2 separate regions of the Mus musculus genome follow, and region 1 is linked to region 2. Evidence: chromatin contacts called from ENCODE Hi-C or POLR2A ChIA-PET data. All regions are on one chromosome and are shown on one strand. Each heading gives the region's core, a stretch centred on a gene start or an enhancer-like site at or near the end of the contact. The rest is flanking DNA. Distances are from core to core; before and after follow the strand shown. Region 1 holds the start of Golga3 (golgi autoantigen, golgin subfamily a, 3). Region 2 holds the start of Chfr (checkpoint with forkhead and ring finger domains).

The links. Hi-C counts contacts between places; a loop is a spot of excess contacts on that map. ChIA-PET counts read pairs that join two places held with the same protein, here RNA polymerase II (POLR2A).
Region 1: a map of heart shows a loop between it and region 2 (7-fold over the local background). The contact joins the promoter of Golga3 here to the promoter of Chfr in region 2. A Hi-C loop is called at or near these places in 7 of 37 maps with a recorded cell type or tissue (gastrocnemius, heart, left cerebral cortex and 1 more). POLR2A ChIA-PET finds 5 or more read pairs at or near these places in 1 of 5 experiments (Patski).

The regions. Positions count from the first base shown.
Region 1 is chr5:110,174,475-110,181,486 of GRCm38, forward strand. Golga3 (golgi autoantigen, golgin subfamily a, 3) reads left to right here and starts at 2,383. Exons shown (of 24, transcript NM_001347389.2): 1 at 2,383-2,448. It overlaps Gm15787 (predicted gene 15787), which reads right to left and starts at 2,030. Exons shown (of 3, transcript NR_040431.1): 1 at 1,843-2,030.
Region 2 is chr5:110,133,406-110,140,363 of GRCm38, forward strand. It overlaps Chfr (checkpoint with forkhead and ring finger domains), which reads left to right and starts at 2,425. Exons shown (of 18, transcript NM_001289577.1): 1 at 2,425-2,529; 2 at 2,646-2,789; 3 at 6,949-6,958. The coding sequence starts at 2,657.

The DNA.
Region 1 (7,012 bases), core at 1,133-3,632, 41 kb after region 2:
ACTTCCTAGTCTACTGTTACCACGGGCCTTTTCACCCGGCGCTCAAGTTCCCCAAAATCACAACTGAGACTGAGTTATATATGAATAAATGCCTAGACCAAAAGCTTGGACCTGTTCCCCAACTAACTCATAACTTAACCCATTTGTTCTATTCCAAGTCCTGTGACATGGCTTGTTTATCTCTCCTCAGGGTTCATGAGACAATCATCAAGAGTTCCAGGAAAATTTCTCCCAAGCCTTAGACTCTCTTCCAGATCCTCTCTCTTTACAGGAACTTCCACCTCCCTATTTCCTGCCTAAGCTCATAGGCTATCAATCTTTTATTGACAGGTGAAGCTTCCGTACACTGCACAAAAGATTGTCCTCTCTGAGAGTAACAGACTCCAGAAGCTCCCTGAAGTATGCAATATCCTTATGCCTGTGACTGGATAGTGTATGACTTGTCTTTCTGACATCTCAAAGTTTCTTGAAACTCCAAAGTAGATGCTGTCACACCACCCACACATACCATGAAAGCCCGCCTTCATGGTCTTCAGCATCTCAGAAAATTTTATGACCTTGTGACTCGGGTCAAAACCCAGGCATCATCCTTCTTCTCTCGAAGAGCAACTGCATTCTACGTGACAAGAATGAGCTCTGTTCCCACAGCCAGAGTTTGTGCCTGAGCCAGTACTTAACTCTGATCACTGTAGCCTTTGACATCTTTGAAAGATCTGCCTTTCCATTGTCACAGACCCTATGTGGCCATTCTCTAGGCTCACACCGATCTCCCCTCCTCGTGCTACTCGTATTTAACACTCTCCTAGATCTTCATCATGCTCAAACCTCTCGGGCAGGTTTGAAGCATCTTTCCACAGCTATGTTTTCTTTAGAAATTGACTCAGATTGATGAGATGTCTCTACATTTTTTTTAAAAAATTATTATTGTGTATGTATGTGATATGTGTAAATATATATGGTGAGTGTATTAAAGTGCACACGTTGAGATTAGAGGCCAACTTGTAGAGTTGGTTCACTTCTTCCACCACTATATAAGCTTCAAATTGCCAGTCTTATGCTGCAAGTGACCTTGCTTGCTGAGCCACTCACCAGGTTCAGAGAGGTCCTTTCTCAATAATCCATAAGATTGCAGAATGTCTACCCACCTGTCTCTTTATTCAGCTCTGACATCATCTACTCTCTTGTATGTCTGTTTTTTACTATTTCCCTCCAAGAAGTAAGTTTCCTGAAAGCAGACAGCATCTGGCAAAGTCCTTGGCACACAACAGTCCTCAGTAGATACAGCAGGTTCCCCCATCAACCCCTGGACATATAAAGCTGGGACCCTGTCAGTCCTTTTGTCTACCTCAAGACCCTTCAAATTTGTTCATTGACTGATGAGCAGAAACAAAAGGGAAATATCCAAACAATAGGATATTAGCAATAAGAACGAAGCACTAAAAGATGTACAACATGGATACAATTTGAAAAAGAACTCAAAGCTATACAGTATATGAACCCTATTGGTATGAAATGTACAGGCAAGGACACTCAGAAACAGAAATAATGATAAAATCGTAAACAGGAGCAAACTTTACAGCATGTAAATTATATCTTTGTAAAGCTTTGGTCATTTTTATTTGGGGTTGGAAATGTAGCTTGGAGGTGGGGAGGTTACTAGACATGTTCAAGGCCCAGGATACAATCTCGAGCACTGAAAACAAAATGTATACTTAGCATTTTCCCCATGTAGCAGTGGCAATAGTTTAATATTGTGTTGTGAGAACTTCCTCTCCTTTCCTATCTTCACATACTAGAGACTGAACCCAAGAGTTCTGAACTACACCGCAGACGTCTTTTTACCTTTTAAGACAAGTCCCACTTTATAGTCCAGTCAGTCCTCGAGCTTGTGATACTTGTCAGACTTCCTCGTGGCTGGCAATGCAGTCGCGTGGCGCAGTGTCCGGCCATGTATAACACTGGCAATAATACAAACAAGACTGACAAACACTTAGGAACAAGTTGTCAGAACTGTGGTGGAGGCGGTGTCTGGCGGGGAAGCCACGCCCCGGGGGCGTGGCCACGTGGATCGTCATACCCACCAGTCAGAAGGCCGCGAGGGGCGGGAGCGTGGCGAGTCCAACGTCACTACCACCGGAAGCGTTTTTCTTTTTTTGGGGGGGGGGGGAGGGTTGTCCTGATTTCGTCTCTTAGGCTGGAAGTTGTTCCTCTGAAGGGAAGGCACACAAAATTTTAAGTCCACTTTCTGAAGGATATCTCAATCTGTCCGGAGATCCATACCAACCCCAATTTGAAAGTGGCTACTGGCCGCTGAGGGCAGCCTCTCTTCCGGAACGAAGACCTCGCGGACCGTTTGTTTCCGGGGGGTTGCCCGAGACTGGTACCCTGTTGCGCCCCGCCCCTTGCACAGCCACGTCCTACCGGAGCCGCAGGGTTGGGCCGGAACCGGTGAGGGTTTTGGGGGCTATTACTGAGGAGGGTCGGGACCTTGTGGCAGAGGACCGTGGAGGAACTGTTGGGGCAACCCTGGCCGCGCCCAGAGAGGCGTACAGGGGCAAGGCGGATGCAGAGTCCGGTGAGGGTCGCGCAGACTTTGGGTCAGCCGCGGTCAGCTCAAGTCAGTTTTTGCTTTTACTCCGTGGGGTTGGAAACCTGCCTCGCAGCTGGGTTGTCAGTAAATGCAGAGACTGCTTCTGCACCCACGGAATGCGGTCTGCCCTGAGAGCGTTGCTACTGCTGCTTGGTTGGGTCAGCGTGTTTGAAGTCTGCTCCTTTTGCAGTTGATGACGAACGTGACATGGTGGCAAGTCGTACAGTGCGTGGGGGACTTAGGTTGTTTTGATTCTGGTGCTCAGAGGTGTTTGCTGAACATGGTCAGTGGAGTCAGTGACCAGAGAGAGCTAGGCGAACAGCTTACCACCTTCCCACGGGCGCTTACTGAATGTTTATAGAAAAAGAGGCCCTGTTTGTAAAAGGTCCCAGGATACAGTAGTGTTTTGGTCTCTGTTTTCATCACTTTCTGGTGGAGGTATACTGACAACTCAAAACAGTTGAGAGGATTAGGTTTGTGCAACCTTCGGAAGAGTTTACCTTTGAGTCAAGACAGGCCTCCATGACAAGAATCGTTTGTGCAAAATTATTGAGAGGAATGTCTCAAGAAAAGTGAACAAGAAGTGTAGAGACCCTATGGAGAGTCAGTTGTACTTCTGGATGCATGATATAGCCAGATAATGAAAAAAGACACAGCATGTGAGGGGTACAGACATAAGTAGGAACCCAATTAAAGTGGTCTCCGGTCGAGGCTAAGAAGTTTGTATTTTATTGTCAGTAGGACACTGTAAACCATTTACAAATGCCGCCTGACTTTTATAGTCCGTTAATGACTCAGATACAGTGTACCTTGAATGGAAAGAAAAGGAAAAGCCTGGATAGGGTGGCACATGTCTGTTATACCAGCTCTTGGGAAGTCAAGACAGGAAGACCTCAGCCAGCTTGAGGCCCATGCTACATAGCAATATTCTGTCTAAAAAATCCAAAAGCAGATCGGAAAGACTTCTGAGTGGTTGAATGTTATAGAGTCTGATGACCTGAGTTCCCTGGGAGCCCTGTGGTGGAAGGAAAGCATCCACTCTTCAGTTGTCCTCTGCCCTCCACACAACTGTGCGTATGAACACAGACACAAATCTGGAAAATCTTGTTTCTTCCCTATTTCTTATAAAAGAAAGGAAACAGAAGAAATGAAAGTTGCTCAGATTTAAAAATAGCTGGGTTTTGGCCAATTGCTTTAAGTAGTGTTTTTTTTTTTTCTCTCTCAAGTGAGAATATAACTGCAATTTGGCTCTTTCAACAGCTGTTGAAAGGAGAATTAATTACACTTGTTTAGCAGAGACCCTATATCTTATTGTAGTCAATCCTAGCAAAATTTTTGTATTTATTTTCTCTGTGTTTTGTTTTGTTTTGTTTTTCGAGACAGGGTTTCTCTGTATAGCCCTGGCTGTCCTGGAACTCACTCTGTAGACCAGGCTGGCCTCGAACTCAGAAATCCACCTGCCTCTGCCTCCCGAGTGCTGGGATTAAAGGCGTGATCCACCATGCCCGGCTTTATTTTCTCTGTGTTTTTATTGATGAGGAAATAAGCTAAGAGTGGCTCAGAAATCTACCTAACAAGGTCTTACAGCCAAATGGAAAAACAGGATTTGAGGCAAACGTGTTTAACTCAAAGCATGTGAATTATGTCCTTGCTGTACCTGAGGCTGGCCTTTGGTTTTCACTTACATAGAATGCTGTTTGCTGTTGTTCAATAGTGCAGCACCAACCAGACATCTTCAGGAAGCCAGCCCTGTTTTATCTTTGCCTGTGCGTCCTGTCTAGTTGATGATAACCTCAGTAATGGGGTAGCTGTTGTTTGTGGATCCTGTTTGTGAACTGCTGGGAAAGCTGGAAGCCTGTTGCACCTTAGATGGTCTCTTAATGCAAAATCTGGGTGAACTGCTAAAGTTAGGTATATCTTGGGAATTCCTCAGTGATAGCTTTGCTTTGCCATCCAGAAATGGGAGGAAAAATGGTTAAAAATAAAACTATAAACTGCGTGAAGTGGTACATGACTATAAGGCTAGCATTCAGAGGTGGAAGCAGGAGAGTCACCATGAGTTGGAGACTATCCTGGGCCATATATTGAGCCTTAAATCCCAACCCAAAACAAACAGATTGAGCTGGCAGAGATGGCTCAGTCACAAAAGTGCTTGTGAGACTTGATTTTGATCATTCGCCAAAGCTCATGTAAGAAAGTGAGGCATGATAGTGTACACTTGTAACTTCAACACTGGGGAGGTGAAAACACTCAGATCTCTGGGGCTTACTGGCCAGCCAGCGTATTCCTAGTGATGAATTCCAGGTCAGAAAGCTACTGTCTTGAAAAACAACATGAATGGCACCTAAAGATGTGCAAATGCATACACACAAACAGAGCCAAATTGACCAAACAAAAGAAAAAGATAACAATAATGAAAATGATCTGTTTTAAAAAAAAAATCACAAATGTGGTGTGTATTACCAAAAACAGGGTGTGTGTGTGTCCACACCCCCATGCTAGCTGTCTCATCTTCCTTGGTGTCTAGAAATTTGCCTTTGTCAGCAGACTGAGGTAATGAGACCCTGTATGGTTGAATCATGCCTACCCAAATTCAAAGAAGACTGAGGTTAGACAGTAAATGCCAGTTTACTGCAGTTCAGGAAGGACTGCTGTCAGAAGCCTAACTCCTGGCACAGTCCAGAAATTTCATCTGTAGATTGACTTCAGGAGGAGCTAGCTGATTGTGATCAGGAGCCATCTGGGTGAATTAAGCAGAGGCAGTTGTAGCTGGGGAGTCCTCTGTTCTGGAGGGCTGTACCATTCCATCCATCTCTGAAAGGAGGAAGGACTGCTTAGGAATCAGATGTCTTGCTCAGCACAAACTCAGAGTAAGGGGAATTAAGAGGCGAATATGCCGTGGTCTCTAGCTTCTAACAACCTGATGCATTTGTCAGCAAATTTAAATCAGTGGAACTTGAGTATTCTTGGCTAATGTTTGTCTCATAACAGTCTAAGTTATGTGCATTGGCACTGCCTCTAAGGCACATTATCTCTGGGACTCTTTGCCTGCACACCTTTTGTGTTTATCCTATACTAGACCTGTAAGTCATTGGCTAAGTTGATAGGCTAAGCTGAATTTATTCTTGGTGAGTTCCTTCATTCATAGGTAATCATCAGTCACAGAGGACAGATGGAGTCAGAGGCCATGTGTCTGCAGTGACAGGTGTCAGCGTGCTAGCCCTCCTAAAGAGTCAGCATCACCCCTTGCTAGTGAGCACCATCCTCTCAGGCTCCTCAGGCTTCTCACCTCTAATTTCTCGTTGTGAGGGTTTTGGTTCTTTTTTTTTTTTTTTTTTGAGTCAGGGTCTTTGTAGCCTAGGCTTGCTTGTAACTCACTGTGTAGGTGAGATTGGCTTCAGACTCTGAGATCCACCTGACTCTGTTTCCTGAGTGCTAGAATTAAAAGCATGTTCCACTGCACCCAGCTTCAGCATGACTTATAAGCTCAGGATGTGGGTTATTTTGCCATGAAACATGTTAAGCATAGAACAGAAAGAATAATATGGAGCTTATTCTGAAAAATAGCATAGATAACACTATTCCTACAGTGTGCTTGGAAGGTTATATTTAAGTCTGACCATTTGATAAGGAGATAAGTTAGCAATACCATCAGTACACTTCAGTGTTAATAACTGTCAGACTCATGAAATTTCTTAAACTTAATCCACCATAGTGACTACTGGTCTTGCTAATAGGGAAAGGTGGATGGTTACCTGCTGTGAGATGCTTTCTCTGCCCACTTTCTTTTTTTTTGGTTTTTCGAGACAGGGTTTCTCTGTATAGCCCTGGCTGTCCCGGAGCTCACTTTGTAGACCAGGCTGGCCTCGAACTCAGAAATCCACCTGCCTCTGCCTCCCGAGTGCTGGGGTTAAAGGCGTGCGCCACCACGCCCGGCTTTTTTTTTTTTTTTTTTTTTTTTTTTTTGCTCTGCCCACTTTCTAAGTTAGCTGCCTTTCTGTGTGTCCTTGGATCTTCCTTCAGGATCCCCATTTAGCATACTATTACCTCTTCCTTTAGTAATCACCTCTTTAAATTTCACTCCTCTAGATCTGAGTTGAATAGCATACAGTATGAGCTTTGGCCTTGGGCATGGTCTTTCCAGGTATTTTATGAGCATCTAGGCCTGTCTAGTTTATGAGCTGCTGGCCACATGGTTATTCACATTCAAATTAAACTTAAATAAAATGTAAAGTTCAGTTCCTCAGTTGCCACATGAACAACTACAACAGATTACAAGCACTTTTTAAAAACCTTGGAGAATCATTGGTGGTAGAACTTCTTATAGCTGGCACCAGGAGAAACTGATGCCTTAGAAAAGGGCTAAAGTGTTGCTGGTTTGACATTTTACCCTCAAAACCTAGGATGTTGTAGGTACTCAGG
Region 2 (6,958 bases), core at 1,175-3,674:
AGCTTATACTTGGAGGGTTTACACTCAAACCACACCATTCTTGTAGTGCAAAGAAAAGTCCACCATAAAGTTCTAGATCTGACTTCTTTCCCCCAAGGTAACCAACCAGTGATCTGGTAGCAAGTTAACAACATTGCATTGGGAAGGGGGCAATCTTTTCTTTCTGGAATGACAGCATGGATATTGACTTGCCTACTCTGTATGGAATGCGTCTACACAAACTATCATCTACAGACTCACTAATTCCACCATCGTTGTACTCTATGCAGTGTTGTTTTCGATCAAGGAATTCACACCAAATGAAGTGCACCCTGGCTCCATGAGCATGGAATTCATGGGTCTTGCTATGCAGGGAACATCAATCTAGGATTTATTTTTATTTGAATGATAGAACCCGGAATGATACAATTACAGTATTATGCACCACATAACAACAATCTAGTTAATGATATTACCAGTTGTGACTCTGAAGGATTGTAATGAAACTTTAAAATTCCTATGGTCTAGTATTAATATTGTCTCTTTTCTATGTTTAGATGCACAGATTCCATTACAAATATTTAAAATTGTTAAGGCTTAGGTAAAATGTAAGGCCTAGTAACAGTTTCCTGACTAGTGTGCCATTCATTATAAGCAAACTTTCTCATATGTTTTTTGTTTGTTTGTTTGTTTTGTTTTGTTTTGTTTTGTTTTGTTTCAAGACAGGGTTTTTCTGTATAGCCCATAGCCCTGGCTGTCCTGGAACTCACTTTGTAGACCAGGCTGGCCTCGAACTCAGAAATCCTCCTGCCTCTGCCTCCCAAGTGCTGGGATTAAAGGCATGCACCTGTTTTTGCTGTTAATAGGAAACTTTCTAATGCCAAGTTGATTACATAGTCTGTTATGTTCTATACCCTTGGAAACCAATTGTGTTAGATATCAGTAGAACTGTGTCATTTGCAATAAGCTTGGACCTGAACCAACCACTCAATAGCTCTTCCTGCACCTGTGTATAAACTTTCATGGTATAAGCTGTCCCTAGGATGAACCCCAACATAAGAGAGACACCTGCACCAATATAAGAAATTATTTGGAATAAGACTTTCATTTTGACTAGTGGCCGAGTAAAGTTTAAGTTCCTAAGGCCTATTGGGAATTGACATCCTACTTGGCAGAAAGAAATATGTACATGGGTACTGTGACAAGTTAGGACATGAATGTTAGGTAAGTCAAGTCCCTGCAAGTTGAGTACCCAGATCAATGGGAGCAGGGTACATATACAACAAAGACAAGTTCCTAAGTAAACCCTCTATCCCTAAATCCTGATTGGTGGAATAATTTAGCACAGATGTTTGTGGATTTTAGGCTTAAAAACTCTATATAATCTTAACTGGGGGGTGGGGGTGAGGGTCACAGTTCAGTTCCCAAATGTGAACAGTGGCCCAGCCAATCACATTAGAGATTACCTAATATCCACCCCCCAATAAGAAGGCCCACACACCCTTGACTGCGGACACCATTTCAAAAAATGTGACCCACATACTGCTTGTTTCTTCAGAATAAACGCTCTTTGTCTTTGCATATTATCTATGTCTGGGGTCTTCTTCGGCGATTTTCAGACCGGTACAAATCCATGTTCCCGGAGGCAGCCACTGCTACTTTTATATCCTTTCAAAAGTATTTGAGTAAATCTTTGTAGACATAGGCAAAGACGCATTTCCACATATATTTACAAATGTGTCTGTGTATGTGTTTTCTTTTTACAAAACAAACAAACAAACAAACAAACAAACAAACAGATGTTTAATACTTTTTTGAAGCTGTTCACCAGCAAAGACATTACTCCGAGCTGCTCAAGAACCACTGTGTGTGGACTTTGCTTCTCTGTCTTCAGTGACTTTCTTCCAGGGCATTGTTTTTGCCAGTGTTTCTCTCTCACCGGGGGGTCACCAACATGCTTGTAGCATACAACTCGGGAATGACACAAGATCCTAAGAAACAGGATTTAAAGATACCGCAAATCAGCCCTCAGAGACGAGTTACCTGTTTCTATTCTAATTGACATCTTAAATTATGCTCCTTGCGAAGGGCTGGCCCACTGTACCAAGCTTTCACATTTTGTAATCTGACGTGTGAAAATAGCACCTTATCTCGGAATTACAAGTGAGGTTTTAAGGACCTTCCGATCTATAAGTTACTCGGTCTTTTTTTTTTTTTGGCCCGAATCTAACATGGTGCCCTCCACAGCTACTTCCGTGCTTTTGCAGGAAGGTAAGTGCGCCTGCCTGCCAGCATCAAAGATGGCAACAAGGTGCACATTCTCTCATCTGCGCAGGCTCCGATCGCTCCGCCCCGCCCCCTCCGGATAGCCTTTTCTGGCACCGCTCTAGCCGTCGCTCTCGGTGGGCACGGCCGCCAGCCAATCACAGGGCGTACCGCTCTGCTCCCCTCCCCCTCGCCTCCCGTGGATCAGCTGGGGTACCCGAGATGTCTGTTGACAGCGGTGGCGGCGACTGTAAGGCCGGTTCCGGGATCCGCGCAGGGCGTGGGGTAAGCTGGCCGGCGGGTGGGGTCCTGGCTGGGGAGGCAGGCGGCGGCCAGGCTATAGCAGCGGTGCTGAGCGTTTTTTAAGTAGTCCCTGAGCCGGCGTTTCTGGGTCTCTGTAGATGTGAGTCCTATGGAGCTACACGGGGAAGAGCAGCCGCCGCCGCCGCAGGAACCCTGGGGGAGGCTTCTTCGTCTAGGCGCAGAGGAGGACGAACCCCAGATCCTTCTTTGGAAACGCGAGTGGACCATCGGAAGGAGGAGAGGTGCGGTGGCCAGAGTGGAGTGAGGACGAGGATAAAGGCTAAAGGGGTAGACAGGGATGAAGCATAGGGACCTAAAGTGGGTACCCAACTGAGAGGAGACCGAGGGCCTAGAACAGGATCGAAGACCTAGTCAGAGTGGGTTTAGATGGGGAAACCGACAGGGGGTTTGAAGTGGGAAAAGTACCCGGCTGGCGATACAGAAGCTACTGGAATTCGGGGGGTGTGTGTGTGTGCACTGTTTTTCAACCCCCCCCCCCCCCCATAAAATGGGCTTATTTATTTGTGCAGTTGCTCTTCTGGATGCTTGATGATGGATATCAGTCAGTTCTCAGTACAACTTTGTGAAATAGATCTGTAAATATATCCTTCGAAATACGATCTTGTCCTCATTACTGTACACTTCTCTTTCTCAATGAAATGCAATTAGAAATTATTAACAAAAGGAAAACTGAAAAAAGGTATGTAGAAATTTGACACCACTGTTAAAAGGTTGACGGGTGAAAAAAAATAAACCACAGGGACTTTAGAAAAAATGTTTTGTGACAAATGAGAACAAAGAATATGCTGGAAGACTAGGACACTGTTAAACCAGTGCTCTGAGGGCAACTTATAATGGCAGGGTTTCTATTTGAAAAGATCTCAAAGTCCCAGGAAATAGAATAATTTATTTAATGAACTTAGGAAACTGAGAATTTGAACAAAGTTATACACAGATCCCAACATCGATTGCTTTGGGTCAAGGACATACATTTCTTTTTTTCGTTTGTTTTTGTTTTTGTTTTTTTTGGGGGGGCGGTTATGAGGCAGGGTTTCTATGTATAGCCTTGGCTGTCCTGGAACTCACTCTGTAGACCAGGCTGGCCTCAAGCTCAGAAATCCACCTGCCTGTGCCTCCCGAGTGCTGGGATTAGGACATAGATTTCTATAACTTGTGTCCACCTTATTTTGCTAGGAGGATTGATAAAATCTTACATGAACTGCTTGTGTGTAACCTAGCTTTGGACTCGGAGAGAGCTTAGATGGTAAAGTGCTTGAGGACCTGAGTTCAAATCCCCAGAGCCTATGTAAAAAACTAAGTGTGGTGGTACATGACTAGTCCTAGTTGTGAGGAGGCAGAGACAGAAGGAGCCACGTTTGCTTGCTGGGACTACTTTTGCAGACTTCTTGAGCTCTAGGCTCTCATTGAGAGACCCTGTCTGCCTCTGCAAACATGATCATGTGCACATGCATACACATACATTAGAGAGCCTCTCACCATAATACACATATCAAGACACTGCATTGCATGTTAAAACAAAAAACAAAAACCTGCTTTCTAATAGAAATGCTTTTAATAATTACTTTCACTAACAATGTAAAGGTCACTGCACTAGTTTGCTGATACTATGTGGAAGGCTAAAACTAACCCCTGGAGGTTGTTCTCTGATCTTCACACTAAAAGTTTTACGGGATTTTAAATGGAATTGACTTTGAATGCCAGAGGAGAAGAAAAGTAGTGTCTTTTTTTTTTTTTTTTTCTTACTTTTTTTCTTTTTTGGTTTTTTGAGGCAAGGTTTTCCTGTATAACAGCCCTGGCTGTCTTGGAACTTCCTTTGTAGACCATGCTGGCCTCAAAGTCATAGAGATCTGCCTGCTTCTGCCTCTCAAGTGCTGGGATTAAAGGCGTGCGCCACCACAGCACAGAATCTTCTAACTCCTGCTTTTTTCTGTCTCCTCAAGCCAGTGTCACTGGCAGATACCCTCACCATGACTTTCTACAGCTTCCACTAGTTGTCAGTTACTTCCTCTTTCAGGGGCCTGGGTAGAACCTGTGAACCCAGCATCCATGGGGCCTTCCCTAGCTGGGCCATGTCTGTGTCTTACCTTTTCATGTACTCATCTTCTTCTTTGGTGCCTAAGTTGTGTCTGCGTGTTGGCTGGGTCTGTTGAGCTATTGGCAGGGAATGCAAAGATCACTATGTAGAAACTCAGTGACTGTCAGACCAGAGTGAGCAGAAGGCTAATAATAGTAGCAGGGGCTTGAGGCCTTCTGTGACCCATCAACCACTACTGCAAGACCATGGAGGGCTTTAGAACAAGATTCTTGCTGCCTTTATTGGCAGCTCTAGATTTGAGCACAGATGGGTAATACCCATCTAGCTGCTGGTGATGTCTGAATCGGTGTTTGATGTATCAGAACAGACCCTGTGTCTAAGTCTGAAAACCAGTATCACTTAACTGACCGTGAACAACCTGGAGATGTAGGTTATAAACCTTGAAGAAAAGCCGATGTGCCTGCAGAATCACAAAGCATCTGCACAGACTGGCAGGGACGTGACGTGTATTTCGCCTTGGGCATTGACCTATACGTGATCTTAAAAAAGACAAGACAGTATGAGATTGTGGCAGAGAAGAACTGGTGAGTAGCTGACACTGAATCAAACTGAGGAGCTGGACTCTCAGGTGGTCACCACATGGAGTAACTTAACTCTACACAAGCAAGTCTTAGGTTATGGACCTACAACATATCCTTTACAGTCCTGAAATACAGCTTCCATTGTAGCTTGACATGCAAGCATTCCTGGAAGGCATGCTAACAGAGGAGTCCACTTTAGAGACCAGTTATAGAGCCCAGTTGGCACAAACCTAGGCAATGATCAGCTGCATCTAAGCCTATCTGGGTACCATGTATGCTGGAGTGCCAGCAACTCGTGGACATCAGCTAGTGGCTGGGGGAGGATAGCCAACTATGCAGCCTGGTTACTGTCCAAACACTCATCCCCAGGTTCTCTGAGCTATTAGATATCTAGACTTTTTTTCTTACAGAGAGCTTCATCTGGTAAATGAAGGGAGGGATCCTGGCCTTGGCTCATTCCCTTTCCTGCCAATAAAGTTGGTGGTTCAAGGAGGGGGAAATGCTGTGTCTTCTGATCCACCAACATATATACAGTGGCAATTTTGGAATTTTTGATTCTTTAGAAAACAGGAATATTGTAAGAATATAGTATGGAGATGTGGAGCTGCTTCAGACTGTCCACAGCAGCTGACCATGATTTGCTTCATGCTCTGGCAGGAGTCTGATTTTGCCAGTGGCAAATAGTTTCTACAATTGTGTGACATTTGGTTTGAATTCTGGGGAATTTTCAAAGGGTATATGAGTGGTAGGGTCCTAAGAGGCAGGGTGGGTTGTTGGTTGTTGGTTGGTTGTTGTTGTTCGTAGTTTGTTAAGTGGTTGTGTCCAAAGAAGAAACAAGAAGAGAAAATTAGATATCCTGATGGCAAAGATCAAATTTGCCTCAAGGAACTGGATGCCCCTAATGAGCAGGAAATAGTTTAAAGATAATGCCAGTCCCTCTCTTCTGTATCTTTTTTTTCCTCTCTTATCTATCATTAGGGGGTTGAAAGGGTGGAACAAAGAAGAGCCCACAAAGTAGCCAAACACAGCTACATCCATAGGTCAGTGATGAAGTCAAACATAGGTCCAAACAGAATAAGGCTGTGATCGCATGTGGAACGTAGTGTCCCCTTACCCTTATTTTGAGACAGTCTTATGATATATAGCCCAGGCTAGCCTCAAGCTACCTTAGCCTGGGGTACCTCAGTATGAGATTCTTGCCTAGCTGTTATTTTCATTAAAAGACAGGAGCTCTAGTGGTGCAGTCTGTCAGCACATATACTTCCATAATTTAAAGAAAGCACTAATTTCTTTTTAGTATTTTCCACTTTGCATTTAATAAAGATTCTTTTCTGTTTTATATTTTCTCATATATGCCCTATGGTACTTTACTTAGCCATATTTTCTGTGTTTGTCCTTACTTCAGTTTTATGATTTATGTAACCCAAATCTCCATAGAGGAAAAACTTAAGAATTATTTTAAAATATTAAAAAAATTAATTAAGCCCTTTTAGTTTAGTTTTTTTGTTTGTTTGTTTTACAATTTAGATACTGTTATCTGTTGAGCCGTTTGTGAGATAAACTATCGTGACAAAGCTGCTGATACGATGAGATCTCCCAGGTGACTGGGGTGAAGAAGGTTGGGGCAAACTTCTATCCCTTTACTTCAGGCTAACACTTCAGTATTCAAATGTTGCTCGTGTCCACGGGCACAGTTGGTCACCGACTGGAAAAGCAATAATGAACCCACAGTAATGTCCAGTGTCTTCTTGCCATCTGTTTTAGGCTGTGACCT